2 separate regions of the Homo sapiens genome follow, and region 2 is linked to region 1. Evidence: read pairs that join two places in POLR2A ChIA-PET (ENCODE). Cell type or tissue: Caco-2. All regions are shown on one strand. Each heading gives the region's core, and the rest is flanking DNA. Links, peaks and the distances in the headings are about the cores only.

Region 1 (8,457 bases), core at 2,238-4,737:
CTTTCATCCCCCTCAGTGTGCCGGGGTGGGGGAGGGGACAGAAGAAGGATCCCCACTTGCCGCTGTCATCTGTCCATCATGTTCAGCCCCACTTTCCTCCCAGGATGCAGCTGTGTTTCTGCACTGGGAGTCCAGACACCTGGGGTCTGGCAGAGAGCAGCCTGACACTCACTGACTGTAAGCCCTTAGGCAAACCACTTCCTTCCAGCCCTCATTTTCCTTATCTGTAAAATGGGGTCATATCTGTCCTGCTCCCGGTGTTCTGCTACCAGTATTGGAGGGAAGAATGAGAGTGTGTGGGTGGAAGGGCCCTGCAGCTAGAGAGAGCAACACGTGGGACTCCCCAAACCATCTCATGACCTCACAGATGACGGGGTCACCCTCCTGGCCCAGCACGGGCCTCCAGGGCCTGCTCCAGCACCGTGGCTGGTGTCCTCATTGTGATTGGCTGTGCCCTGCTGTACCAGTGGTTAAACATCTTGAATATCACCCCTATAGACCGAGACAAGAGATCTGAGTTGTACTCCCAGCTCTGCGCTTTCTTGCTGTGTGACCTTAAGCAAATCACTGTCCTTCTCTGGGCCTTGGTTTTCTCCACCATAAAGTAAGACTAGATTGATCTCCCTCACAAAAATACTGTGTGGGTAAATATGAGTTGATGACCATCAAGGCACTTTGGAAACTGTGATGACACACCTGTGAGTAACTTCTTGTCATGATTGTTTAGATCATAGAGAAACGGCGTCGAGACCGCATCAACAGTAGCCTTTCTGAATTGCGACGCTTGGTCCCCACTGCCTTTGAGAAACAGGTATGTGACATTGCTGATTGTGCTAGAGGAAATACTGTGTGGGTGGCAGATAAGGTTCGTTTCTCATGGCATCTCTTGTTGATTGGTAGCAGCTGCCTGAGATGCTGTGATCATTTACCAATATCTGTCACTGGCCAGGGTAAAAGGAATGGAAATTTATACTTAGGTGTCTCAGGTGTCTTTATGTCTATCATCCCATTGAATTGACTCCTCAAAATGATCCCAAAGGTTAGGGATTATTATGCCCATGGCACAGGTAAAGAAACTGAAGCACAGAGAGGTGAAGTAACTTACACCAGATCACGCAGCTAGTAAATAGCAGGGCACAGGACTGTGTGATTCTCAAGCCCTCATCCCTCTGCACTACAGACATTTCTAGAGTGACTTGAAAGTGGAAAAGGCTGCTCAGGGAGTGAGCACTCTACCATTGAGCATGTTAGGTGGGGGAACTACAGCGGGGAATCAGACAGTGGACTCAGCCTCAGAAATTCTCACCCTATGCACCAAGGCATAGGTCACGGGTCCTCTGCCTTCCTTTATGCTGGTGAGAACAAGTCAGTCATCCCACAGATGTTCACTAAAACCATCACAGGACCAGCCATGAACTAGACCTAGTATCTGCCCTCAAGGGACTCCCATGGAGCCTCTGATCTTCAGGCTTCACCTGGAAAGCTTAGGAAGCATTTCCCAAGAGAGAAAAGAGGAAGAACAAGTGGTCTGGGGATAAGATGATGAGCTAGATCTTGGGCACATTGAGTCTGAAGTTGGATTCCCTGAAGAGCTGGTTTAAGAGGCATTCTGAGGATGGTGGCTAAAGCCATGGAGGTGACAAGCCTCTCTGCAGGGAGCAGCAGAATGCGAAGTGACACAGAAGGGACAGTACTGTGTTAAGAGACGGCAGATCAAGAGGCATGGTGAAAGGAGAGCCCAGAAACAGTGGTGTCGTGCAAGTCAAGGGAGGAGTGGTTTCAGGAAAGATGATCGGCAGCTGTACAGTGGACAGATGGTCTGAGAGGAGAACTGAAAAGAATGTTCTAGATTTGGAGAACTTGGCCAAAGCAGAAGCCCATTTGCAGGCAGCAGTGGAGTGGGAGGAAGGTGAGAAAATCGAGACAGTGAGTGCTGATGACACCGCACAGCTACATGGTCAGCTGCAGGCTCCACCCTTCTGTCTTCTGTACCCGCAGGGCTCTTCCAAGCTGGAGAAAGCCGAGGTCTTGCAGATGACGGTGGATCACTTGAAAATGCTCCATGCCACTGGTGGGACAGGTACCCATGCTCTTCTCTTTCAGGCGTCATTCATACAACAAATATTTTGAGGCTGGGCCCTGGGGATATGCTGGTGAGCAAAGTCCACACGCTGCCCACTCTGAGGAGCTCAGTCAATGGAGGGAACATTTGCAAAGCTTCTCTCTCTCCTTTCAGCATCTCCCTCTCCACTTTCAGTGTCTCCATTTGTCGCAACCTTTTCCTCAGTTCAGCTCCCTCCAGTCTTAGACCTGGGAGGCGCTTTCTTCTGTAACAGACTGTTCCTATGGGTCCCACTCTTGTCCAACCCAGGACCTCATTAAGAATTCACCTGAATGAGCTAATTCTCACTGGGATCCCAATCTGACCCCCCTTAACCCAGGGAGGAGCCTGGTATCCTACCCACTGGTCTAGCCTTCTGGGCTACTGTGGGGTCCTTGGCAGAACTGGGGTGACATATCATGCTCACCACAGGTCTCAGGATTGTAGCAGGACACAAATTAACTCATTTTGTTATTTTAAGCCCATCAGTTACAATAAAGTAAGGGAACAGTGGCTTTAAAGACACTTCCAGACAAATAGAAATTCTGTCTACTCAAAGTTTCTCTGTGTATTTGGTGATTTCAAAATTGGGAAACCTTGAAAGCTCCACAGGCCTTGGCCACAAAGACCTAAGTTCCAGAGACCTAACTTACTGCTACAGAAGAGGACAGTAGCATTTTAAGTGGCCCATTCTGGTGCTTCTGAAGCCTCAGTGTATACCATTGTCACCTTGGGGCAGGCAGAATCAGGAGTCATCCCCCAGAGATTCTGAGGCAGTAGGTCTAGATTGAAGTTTAGGAGTTTGCAAGTTTAACAAGCCACCCAATTATCCTGGTGCAGGTGGTCCATTTGGGAACTTCTGCCAAAAAAAATGCATTGCTAAGAGTGGAGACTTCCATCTCTAATGAACCAATGGGGGAGATTCAAATTACATTTATGGTTATCCAGTGAAAAGAAAAGTAGTGACTAATATGTGGATATCATTTGACAGTTTTAAAATGCTTTCACTTGTGTTGTTTCATTTGATTCTCACAAGAACCTGCAAGATGGGGGTTAGTGTTACCACCATTTTCTGACTGTGAACTAATGGGAAGACAGAACTGTGGTTCACGGTATAGGCTTTAGATTTGAATCGGGCTCTACTGGTTACTAGCCGTATGACCTTAGACAAATGATTTAACCTCTCCCCTCCTCAGTTTCCTCATCTCTAAAATGGGAATAATTAGAGGGTTTTATGAGGATTAAATTAGATAACTTGATGAAATGCTTAGTAAGAATTCAGCAAATGTTAGAAAAAAACAGCGGGCCGGGCGCGGTGGCTCACGCCTGTAGTCCCAGCACTTTAGGAGGCCGAAACAGGCGGATCACAAGGTCAGGAGATCGAGACCATCCTGGCTAACACGGTGAAACCCCATCTCTACTAAAAATACAAAAAAAGAAATCAGCCGGGTGTGGTGGTGGGCGCCTGTAGTCCCAGCTACTCGGGAGGCTGAGGCAGGAGAATGGCATGAACCCAGAAGGCGGAGCTTTCAGTGAGTCGAGATCGCACCACTGCACTCTAGCCTGGGCGACAGAGCGAGACTCCGTCTCAAAAATAAAAGAAAAAGAAAAAGAAAAGAACAGCAAAGGCCAGGCGCAGTGGCTCACACCTGTAATCCCAACACTTTGGGAGGCCGAGGTGGGCGGATCACCTGAGGTCAGGAGTTCGAGACCAACCTGGCCAACATGGTGAAACCCTGTCTCTACTAAAAATACAAAAATTAGTCGCTGTGATGGCTGTTGCCTGTAATCCCAGCTACTTTGGAGGCTAAGGCAGGAGAATCTCTTGAACCTGGGAGGCGGAGATTTCAGTGAGCCAAGATCGTGCCACTGCACTCCAGCCTGGGGGACAGAGCGAGACTCCATCTCAAAAAAAATAAAAAAAGAAAAAAAGAACAGCAAACGCAGAAAGGTGAAGGGATTTGCTTGAACTTACATGGCTAAGTGTATAGCAGATTTGGTTCTCACCCACAAGTTGACCTGACTCCAAACATAGTCTCCAGCTGAGCTGTTCCTCTGTGGGGGCCATGAACCAAGGACTAGATATTTGCTGCCATCGTCATGAGACCAGTGCTGGCTGGGGTTGTTGTGTCTTTGCCCAGAAGGTGGTCAAGAGAGGAACAGGTATGGAGAGGCAGTGAGGATGTGAATATTTGTACAGGAAGTTCACCTGGTTATCCATCAAAGAGAGGGTCCCTGGCCGATAACAGCAGCTGAGGATCACAGTGGGGTCTTGCTTTCCAGATTGCCTTTTGAGCCAAGGGACAAACTCAGATGCCAACAAGGCCAAGCCAGTAATATAAGTGATAGCTAACTTTTCATTTATTCAGCATTTTCTGTGCACTATTTTAATTTCACCCTCATAACTCTATACGGTAGGCACTGCTATATCCCCATTTTACAGCTAAGGAAATTGAGGCACAGAGAGATAAAGAGACTTGTCCACAATCAGGCAGCTAGTTAAGTAGCAGAGCCAGGATTTGAACCCAGCTCTCCTGGCTTCCGACGACCTCACACTTCACTGCTACACTACGCTGCCTTCTCCAAGGGGCCTCCTCACTCTGATGGCTGCTGCCGCCACCTCCCTTCCTGGGCATCTGCCCCTCTCAGCAGGCAGAGTTGTTCTACACCTCCAAGTGCATAACCTTTCATATCTGTCAAGTATCTACTTCAATGAAGTTATCTTGGCCACAAAGTTTTTTCTTTGCATTAATCATGAATTGTGATGAAAGCAATATTTTACATTTTATAATGCTTCATAGTTTAGTGAATTCATTGATCATTATAACCCATCATCCTCCACCCCAGGAAGGGATTTTTGTTCTCACTTTGCAGATGGGGAGACAGGCTCAGAGAGGCAGGATGACATGGCCACGGCTGCCCAGGGAGTGAGTGGAGGAGGCAGGTCCAGAACTCAGACAGTCAGACCCAGGCTCCATGCTTCTCCCCACACCTGGCATGACCTTCATCACGCCTCCCTTTGCAGGATTCTTTGATGCCCGAGCCCTGGCAGTTGACTTCCGGAGCATTGGTTTTCGGGAGTGCCTCACTGAGGTCATCAGGTACCTGGGGGTCCTTGAAGGGCCCAGCAGCCGTGCAGACCCCGTCCGGATTCGCCTTCTCTCCCACCTCAACAGCTACGCAGCCGAGATGGAGCCTTCGCCCACGCCCACTGGCCCTTTGGCCTTCCCTGCCTGGCCCTGGTCTTTCTTCCATAGCTGTCCAGGGCTGCCAGCCCTGAGCAACCAGCTCGCCATCCTGGGAAGAGTGCCCAGCCCTGTCCTCCCCGGTGTCTCCTCTCCTGCTTACCCCATCCCAGCCCTCCGAACCGCTCCCCTTCGCAGAGCCACAGGCATCATCCTGCCAGCCCGGAGGAATGTGCTGCCCAGTCGAGGGGCATCTTCCACCCGGAGGGCCCGCCCCCTAGAGAGGCCAGCGACCCCTGTGCCTGTCGCCCCCAGCAGCAGGGCTGCCAGGAGCAGCCACATCGCTCCCCTCCTGCAGTCTTCCTCCCCAACACCCCCTGGTCCTACAGGGTCGGCTGCTTACGTGGCTGTTCCCACCCCCAACTCATCCTCCCCAGGGCCAGCTGGGAGGCCAGCGGGAGCCATGCTCTACCACTCCTGGGTCTCTGAAATCACTGAAATCGGGGCTTTCTGAGCTGCCCCTTCACCACCCCGCCCCAAGGAATAAGGAAGGTTCTTTTACCAGGAGCCCAAAAAAGGGCACTGCCTTTTCTGCTTTGCTTCATGGACTGGCTCATATGTGAAGGCACGTTCTCCAGCCATCAGAGGCCCCCTCCTCCTCCAACCCATCTCTCCTTCTCACTGTTATCCCAGCTTATCCACCCAGCTCTCCTGGAGCTGTTCTGGTCTCAGAGGCTTGGTTCCATTTCTCACCTGAACAGATGAGTCCTGGGAGAGACCCTCAGAGATCCGCCCAGACCCCTCTCCTGCCCTCTGCACACCAGCAGCAGGCATGAACCTTGGGTCTGGGAAAAAGCTTTAACCTGCAGGGCACCAGGACCCAAGGCAGGCTGTTCCTTGGGGCGGTCAGACCCCAGTCAGGAGCAATGACTGACTGGCTGCAGCCTTCCCACGCCAAGAGGCTGGAACATAGTGTCTGCCTCGCTTCCTGGAGATAGTAACTGAGCAGGGGCTACAAAGAGGTCTCCTGGGAACCCTGTCTGCCCCTTCCCACCTGTCCTTGGGCCACACCATCACACTGAACCACAGGACAGACCCTTTCTCCACCACAGCCAAGGCCTGGAGACTGGGGGCCCAGCAGAGCCTGCTCCCACCCTCCTCCCAGCAGCAGACACCCACCCTCTCACTGACTAACAGGTCCCTGCACACAGCTGGCCTGGTAAACCCAGCTGGGAGGTTTCTAGGCAGCAGCAAAACTCTGTGACAGGGTGTCCTCACACCAGGCCTTGGACAGCTCTCCCAGACAGGAGCCAGGGTTGAGCAATGGAGAGCCCAGCCCCCACGTCTTACAGTCGCCATCCTCCAGGCGTGTGGTCCCTCCCCATTGGGTGCACAGTGCAGAGGGGCCGTGGCCCCATGTGATGGTGCGCAGAGAGGAACCTCTTGGGATTCAGCACCAGACGTCTGTGCTGCCTGGTTTGCATCCGGCTCACAGAGCCCAGACTGCTGGAACAGCCAAGGACTGTCAGGCTGGACAAAAATAACTGCAAGGAGGGGCAAGAGAAAGGATGATTCGAGGCACCTTGGCCCTTCAAGGTCATGCAGTGGGTCGAGCGCCTGAGATCCTGTTCACCAGGACTCCACAGAGCTGGCTCTGCTCAGAAGCCATTTCATTCCCCGGCTCCACCCTAGGCCACTTTTTCTAACAGAGGAAACAAATGGTCCAGCAGTCGTTCCCAGCAGAACAGCGGAGCCTGGACTGACACCCAGTGGGACCAGTGTTGCCACACCAGTTGATAAAATGCAGAAACCCTTCTGTACTCGTTGGTAAATATCTACTCCCCCAAGTGACTCCAGGTGCCCCCCACCGCCTGGCACTTCCCCCAGGACTCCTACGATCTGGTTACTGCCTGGCCGATCCAAGGCTGTGGAGTCCCAGAGCCAGCAGTTCACTGGTGCTCATTCCACACTGGTTAGATACTTCAGTTGTCACCCCTGGGAAGATTCTCCCACCTCCTCCCTTTGATGGAACCACCCTCCCCAGAGGCTGCATTGAGGAGACTCCACAGACTGAAAAGTGAGTTTGCAGAAACCTTGGGGAAAAGGGCCCTTTCAAAGAAGTGGATAAGAGGGAGGAGATCATTGAGTGACCCAGAAAGCTCTTTTGAAAAGACAGACTCCTCAAGGAGAGATAAAGAGGAAAGCACCTCTTTCATTTTTTAGTGTGAGCTAATTCCATCAGACTGCTGTCCTCCTGGACCCATCTGAGATGTGCAGTAGCAAGGAGAGGGGGGATCATTTTAGAGAGTGGGTCATTGGCAGGGAGTGCTCCGGAGGGAGGCAGAGGGGAGACTGTGGTAGAAGGAAGACAGAACTCACACATGCTCCCAGGATTGGGGACAGGGACAGAGGAGGTAACAGAAGGCAAAGGCCAGTTTCCCCGTTATCATGAAGGGGCCCACTCAGGACAGGAACAAGGACAACTCCTCCTCCTCCTCCTCCTCTCCTGCTGCTCCTGGGATACCAGGTCAGTGATGTAGTCTTGCAGTTTGGCAACTTCCTAGCCTGAGAATCCCTAGTGGGGCTGTGGGAAACACATTTCCACGTTGCAAGCATGCAACTCCAAAGAATCTGTGATGCCACTGAAATGAGATGGGAATGATCCAGCTCTTTCAGCATCTTGGTTGAACTTGCTTTCATTGTCCCTGGGATATTGTGGAAGGAAAGGTGACTGTGTGATCTGATTCTGTGGTCAAGGACTTGCATCTTGTGTTTCTATCCCCAAGCCTTCCTGGTGTCTCCAACTCCTACCCCATTGCATGGGTTGTTGCGGACATCCAATAAAGATTTTTTTAGTGCTTCTGGAAACTTCCAGTAGATTCTACTTCTAAACTATCTCTGGAGTCCATCCACTTCTGTCTGCACCCACAGCCATCCTGGCCAGGCCACATCACCTCCCCCAGATCACTGCCCTGGCCTCAGAAAGGTCTTCCCTCTTGCTTTGTCAATCAGTTCTCAGTAGCAGCAGAGAGAAATTGAAAGCTGCAGGTCATATCGTATCATCTTTAGTTTGAAAACCTCACTCTCTTACCCTATTGTTCTAAAGGTCTTCTTTTGGTCCCAACCTCATTTCCAGCCTCATTTCTTGCCAGTCCCAGACTTGCTCCCTGA
Region 2 (6,228 bases), core at 625-3,124, 83 kb before region 1:
CACTTTGGGAGGCCGAGGTGGGAGGATCGCCTGAGGTCGGGAGTTTGAGACCAGCCTGGCCAACATGGAGAAACCCCGTCTCTACTAAAAATACAAAATTAGCCAGGCATGGTGGCGCATGCCTGTAATCCCAGCTACTCAGGAGGCTGAGGCAGGAGAATCGCTTGAACCCGAGAGGTGGAGGTTGCAGTGAGCTGAGATCACACCATTGTACTCCAGCCTGGGCGAGAGAGCGAGACTCCATCTCAAACAAACAAACAAACAAAAACAATAACAAAAAAAACCACACACACAAAAACACATTTTTGAGGAGTTATTTCTTGGGACCACTCCTGAGACCAATTTCTCAAGCAGCTATGGTCCAATGAGACAGAATACCACCATGTGAACAAAGAGAATTGAATATAAATAATTGCTAACTAGATATAAAGTTGTGAATGAAGTCACTAAAAGAGAAAAAAAAAGAAAAAAGAAAAAGGAAAACCACCGAATTTGAGACCAGCCTGCACGACATAGTGAGACCCTCTCTCTAAAAAAAAAAAAAAAAAAAAAAATGCTGGGCGTGGTGGCGCATGCCTGTAGTCCCAGCTACTCAGGGTGCTGTGGCATGAGGATTGCTTGACCCAGGATATTGAGGCTGCATTGAGCTGTCTTCATGCCACTGCACTCCAGCCTTGTCAACAAAGCAAGGCCCTGTCTCTCAAATAACAACACACCAACATATTATGGATGAGTAGCTACCACTCCTAAGACTGAGGGAACTGGGAGAAGAGGTTTGAATTATTAAAATTTGTAAGTTTAGAAGAAGGGGACTCCAGAGCTGAAACTCATCTCTGAGGATGGGTGGCTGCTGCTTGGATGATGCTGGTGCCTTTGAACCTGGAAGAGGGTTCCATGGGGCTGAGACCCAGGCCTCTTGGGGACAGGGCACTGTCTGGCTGGTGCTGGTGTCTCTGAGAAGACCATATTGGGGCTGACTCTGCAAGTGGTGGGAAATTGCAGAGTCAGTTCTGGAGAGAATTGCAGAGCAACTGGTCTCAGCTGCTGCTCCAGGAAGGTGCTGCTGCTGCCAGGGAGTAGAATAGAAGCTTTGCTGGAGTGATGCTCGCTGAAAATACAGGCCATCAGACAGCCACAGGAAATTCACAGGGAACCAACAGAAGAAGTAAGTTTCTTCTTCCATCCCCATCATTGCATGCCCTCTCTCCCTGTGTATTAATCATGTCTTTTTATTTTCTTTTATTCGATGTTTTGACAACTTGGGGCCTTACTGATCCTGCAGGGACTGTCTCTCCCTCGCTAGCTAATTCCTAAAGATAGTAAACAACTTAACCTAGAGCACGCCTTTCTTATGCAAAGTAACCCATCCAGAGCCCATAACCACAACTATCTATGCTAACCAAGCCTCTCCTAAGCTGAGGTCACTATCCGCCTGCCCTAATGACCCCAGGCCCCGGTACCAGACACCTAAGGACAGCTTCTTAGGAGCCTGTTGAAGTTATTCGAACAAGCCAGTTCTAGGCCTACTTACCCTACCTTGGCTGTTCTTTCCAATGAAAATCACAATAAAAACTCTTGCCTACATTTTCCCCTTGTTCCTTCTGCCTCCTGACCGACCCCGGGGCTTCTCTGTGCCCCTACCCCCACATCCATGGTATCTCATGTCTCCCATTTCTAGGGAACTGTGAGTAAACCTCTTCCTTCATGACATTCCCTTCCAAGTCTGCTTGTCTTACAATACCTGATTAAAACAAATGCAAATCCGGGTTCCATTAAAACACCCTGGAGCGTCCCCTATTGACAAAGCCTAACAGCCAGCAAAGCAGAAATGTGGTTTTCAGAGTCCCAGCCCAGCTTCACAAAGCAGGTCATAGAAAGGAGGGTTTGGAGCAGAGAGATGACAGCTTAATCGCCAGCACAGTGTGCAAGTTAGATAACGTCCTGACTGTTAAATGGGTTATAGTCCAGGCGTTCATGACTAGAACATACCAGAGTAGAAAACTGCACCTTTGAGGCATGACTCAGCTGAGACAACACACAAAGAAGCCCAGCGGAGGGGGACTGGGAGTGCTGGGGCTGGAGGAGGGCTTGCCATGCAAAAGGGGCCTATCAGAAGCGACTGCACTAAGGCAATATCCAGCAAATTCCAAAGGAGGAGAGGGAGCCAGCTCCGCAGATATTTGGGAATCACTCTCTGAGACAGGACAACGCCTGCCTTCAAGGAATGGCAAAGGGGCCATGTGATGTTAATTTTGTGTTAATTTGGCCAGGCTGTGGTGCCCAGTTGTTTGGACAAACAACAGTATAGCAGTCTAGCTGTTGCTATGAAGGTAATTTTTTGCATGTGATCCACATTTTTTTTTAAGAGAAGGTCTTGATCTGTTGCCCAGGCTGGAGTGCAGTGGCACAATCATGGCTCACTGTAACCTCAAAGTCTCGGGCTCAAGTGATCCTCCCATCTTGAGCTGGGATTACAGGTATGAGCTGCTGTGTCTGGCCTGTGATCAGCATTGAAACTCATAAACTTTTAGTAAAGCAGACTCCCCTCTATAAAGTGGTTGGGCCCATCAGTTGAACTTGGGGCCTTACCGTGCATGGACTGTCTCTCCCTTGCTAGCTAATTCCTAGAGATTGCAAACAACATCCTAGAGCACGCTTTTCTTATGCGAAGTAACCCATTCAAAGCCCATAAACACAACCATCTACTCAACTGGTCTCTCCCAAGCTGAGGTCAGGTCACTATCCGCCTGCCCTAATCACCCCAGGGTACCAGACACCTAAGGACAGCTTTGGAGCCTGTTTAAATTATTTGAACTAGCCAATTAAAAATAAATACTGAGGGGCTGGGAGCAGTGGCTCACGCCTGTAATCCCAGCACTTTGGGAGGCTGAGGCAGGTGGATCGCTTGAGCTCAGAACTTCAAGACCATCCTGGGCTATGTGAGGAAACCCTGTCTCTACTAAAAATACAAAAATTAGCCAGGCGTGGTGGCTCGTGCCTATAGTCCCAGCTACTGGAGAGGCTGAGATGAGAGGATTGCTTGAATACAGGAGGTTGAGGCTGCAGTGAGCTGTGATGACGCTACTGCACTCCAGCCTGGGCGGCAGAGTGAGACCCTGTCTCCAAAATAAATAAATAAAGACTGAGGTATGCCAAGGAAGAAGGATTTCTGTCTCCAGACTGCAACATCAAAATTCTGTTCGAGTTTCCAGCCTTCTCACTTGAGAATGCAGCATCAACTCTTCCTGAATTTCCAGGCTGCCAACCTGCCCTATGGATTTCAGACTTGCCTGTCCCCATATCACACAAGCCAATTCCTTAAAATAAATCTCTCAGCTGGGTGCACTGGCTCACACCTGTAATCCCAGCACTTTGGGAGGCTGAGGCAGGTGGATCACAAGGTCAGGAGTTCAGGACCAGCCTGGCCAATACGGTGAAACCCCGACTCTACTAAAAAATACAAAAATTAGCCAGGCGTGGTGGCACGCACCTGTAATCCCAGCTACTCGGGAGGCTGAAGCAGGAGAATTGCTTGAACCCAGGAGGCGGAGGTTGCAGTGAGCCAAGATCACACCACTGTACTCCAGCCTGGGCTATAGAGCAAGACTCCGTCTCAAATAAATAAATAAATAAATATAAAATAAATCTCTCTCTCTCTAATGCATCCCATTGGTTCTTTTTCTCAAGAGTGCTCTAATACAGGCCAGGGTCGCAGAAGGGAGGGAAGGATGAGGCGAGGATGATGAAATGGGGCCAGAGGTGAGGTGGGGTGGGGAGCCAGTGGTGGTCCTGGAGCTGCTGGGAGGTTTAATCGACTCACAGTTCCACAGGGCTGGGGAAGCCTCAGGAAACTTACAATCATGGTGGAAGGGGAAGCAAACACGTCCTTCTTCACATGGAGGCAGCAAGGAGAAGTGCAGAGCGGGGTGGGGGGGAAAGCCCCTTATAAAACTATCAGATCTGGTGAGACTCACTCACTGTCAGAAGAACAGCTTGGAGGTAACCGCCCCCATGATTCAATTACCTCCCATTGAGTCCCTCCCACAGCACATGGGAGTTATGGGAACTACAGTTCTAGACAAGATTTGGGTGGGGACACAGCCAAACCGTATCACACATTTTAGGTAATAGGAGTTACAGGGCCAACCCCTGCTATGGCGATCATAAAAAGGGCTTATGTAACAGTTGTCATGGTGAGAATCACCATGGATGTTTGCAGCTCCAGATCACACACCAGGTGAAAATCTCTGGTGACGTGTAACTTCAGTAAATAACCAGGTAATGTTGATTCCCTTGATAAATGGTTATTAGGGTAATCAGCATTAGCTGCTATAACAAACAACTCCAAAAAGGTAAATGGCTTAACTTCATAGAAAGTTGTTTCTCATTCATGTCACAACCTGAGGCAGGTTGGTGAGGGCTTTAGTCTACACAGTCATTCAGAGACCCAGACTTCTTCCACCTTAGGATTTTGCCTTCCTATCTATTGTTGAAGTCCTCTTCACTCAGCTGATAAATGGAGGGGAGAAAGCATGATGCATGAGAGGTTTGTATGGGCCAGGCCTGGAAGAGACACACATCACTTTCATTCACATTCCATTGGTCAGATCTCAGTTACATTCCATACCTCAACAGCACCGGTGTCAACATCAACAGCCAGTGTCAAACACCTGATGATGTGTGTGACAATGTCCCCAGATGATTTTAGCCCTCAGCTGTCAAATTTTCCCAGCCGAGGCCCTGGGCATGGGGGAGCAAAGATAATCCACCTATGTCCTAAACAAATCCCCACAACTGTGTAAGGACTAATCTCTATAATAAATTCCCTTTTCCGTGTTTCTGCTTGTCTGATTTAATCCTGACTGATACAAATCATGAGCTTTAACAGAATGTAATTGCCATTCTGAATGGTTTAAGTGCCACACAAGTTGAGCAACTTTCAACTTTTAATCACATTTGGGCACCTTTTCATCCCACATTTACTTCACTAGCACTTATCATCTACTCATAATTTTTGTTGAAATACTAAGTCTGTTTTCCTTCTAGAAAGACAAGTTATTTGGTTTATTTTCAATGAATTATCTATAGCATCAAAGTCATTTCCAGGCTGTTGTGAGTTTTACATAGTATTGATTTTCCTTATTAATATATTCTTAAAAATTTGTCCCCCAGATTCAGATTTTTATTTATTTTTATTTTTATTTTTTTGGTAGAGATAGGGTCTCATTCTGTTACCCAGGCTGGAGTGCAGTGCTGCAATCATAGCTCACTGCAGCCTTGACCTCCTGGACTCAAGCAATCCTCCTGCCTCAGCCTTCTGAGTAGCTATGACCACAGGTGTGCACCACCGTGCCCAGAGAATTTTTCTATATATTTTTTTTTGTAGAGACGGGGGTCTCCCTATGTTGCCCAGGCTGGTCTTGAACATTCTGGCCTCAAGGGATCCTCCTGAAGTGCTGTGATGACAGGGGTGAACTACTACGCCCAGCCAAAATATTTTTATTTATGATATTTAAAAGGAACACTTACCTAAACACAGTTGTCTCTTCATCCTGGGTGTTCTTTTTACAATTTTCCTGTAAGTTCTGGATCTTTTAAGGAAACAAAACCCCGCACACTTACTATAAATATTATTTGGAGCAAAAGTAATGCGGTTTTTGCCATTAAACATAATGGCTATTAGTTTTGCACCAACTTAATATAATGCACCAACAATAAAACCAAAGTCAAGGCTAAGTTATTTAGAAGCACTAATAAGTGAGCAATTTGAGGATAAAGATAAACTCATTATTTCTCTAAAGCACAGAGTGCCCCATAAAAAATGAGCAATGTAGCGTGTGCTGTTTGCCGTGACGTGGACGAAGTGGCAGATAGTGCAGCTAATGCTTCTGAGAAGTTTCTATTTTAGGAGGCCCATTTATCAATGTTCATGAATGTGTCCTAATGAGTTTATGTTATATCTTAGATTTATAAATAATTAACTTTGCTATTTATTGCAGTTAGTATTTACCATTTGCCAACTAACATGTTACTATTAATATTTTATCAACTGTCCCAATCTCCACCGTCCATACCTATTTAGCAGCCCTGTTTAGCACAATGCCTGTGTCTGTGGGCGGCAGAACGCAGGCAGAATTGCATAATTTAGTTAGAGGTCTCTTCCCACCTACAAATTCTCCTTTCAGAATACAAATTATAGAAGTATTTTGTTTGTTCGTTTCAAACAGA

Evidence for each region. Peaks named below come from ENCODE experiments on the same cell type or tissue, not always from the same donor. Only the 100,000 strongest peaks of a DNase experiment are listed, where the experiment ranks them.
Region 2: POLR2A ChIA-PET joins it to region 1 with 9 read pairs; 3 of 35 experiments call an interaction of 5 or more read pairs at or near these places.

Annotation. Positions count from the first base shown.
Region 1 is chr1:39,623,850-39,632,306 of GRCh38, reverse strand. HEYL (hes related family bHLH transcription factor with YRPW motif like) reads left to right here. Exons shown (of 5, transcript NM_014571.4): 3 at 728-811; 4 at 1,999-2,080; 5 at 5,127-8,457. The coding sequence ends at 5,800. Among named protein-coding and RNA genes, the nearest start is that of HEYL, 12 kb to the left of the region's middle. In Caco-2, for the core only: no CTCF peak of the experiment used is centred there; no DNase peak of the experiment used is centred there.
Region 2 is chr1:39,707,334-39,713,561 of GRCh38, reverse strand. No RefSeq gene overlaps it. Among named protein-coding and RNA genes, the nearest start is that of HPCAL4, 19 kb to the right of the region's middle. RefSeq lists enhancers at 988-1,683, 2,303-3,060. In Caco-2, for the core only: no CTCF peak of the experiment used is centred there; a DNase peak (open chromatin) is centred at 2,021.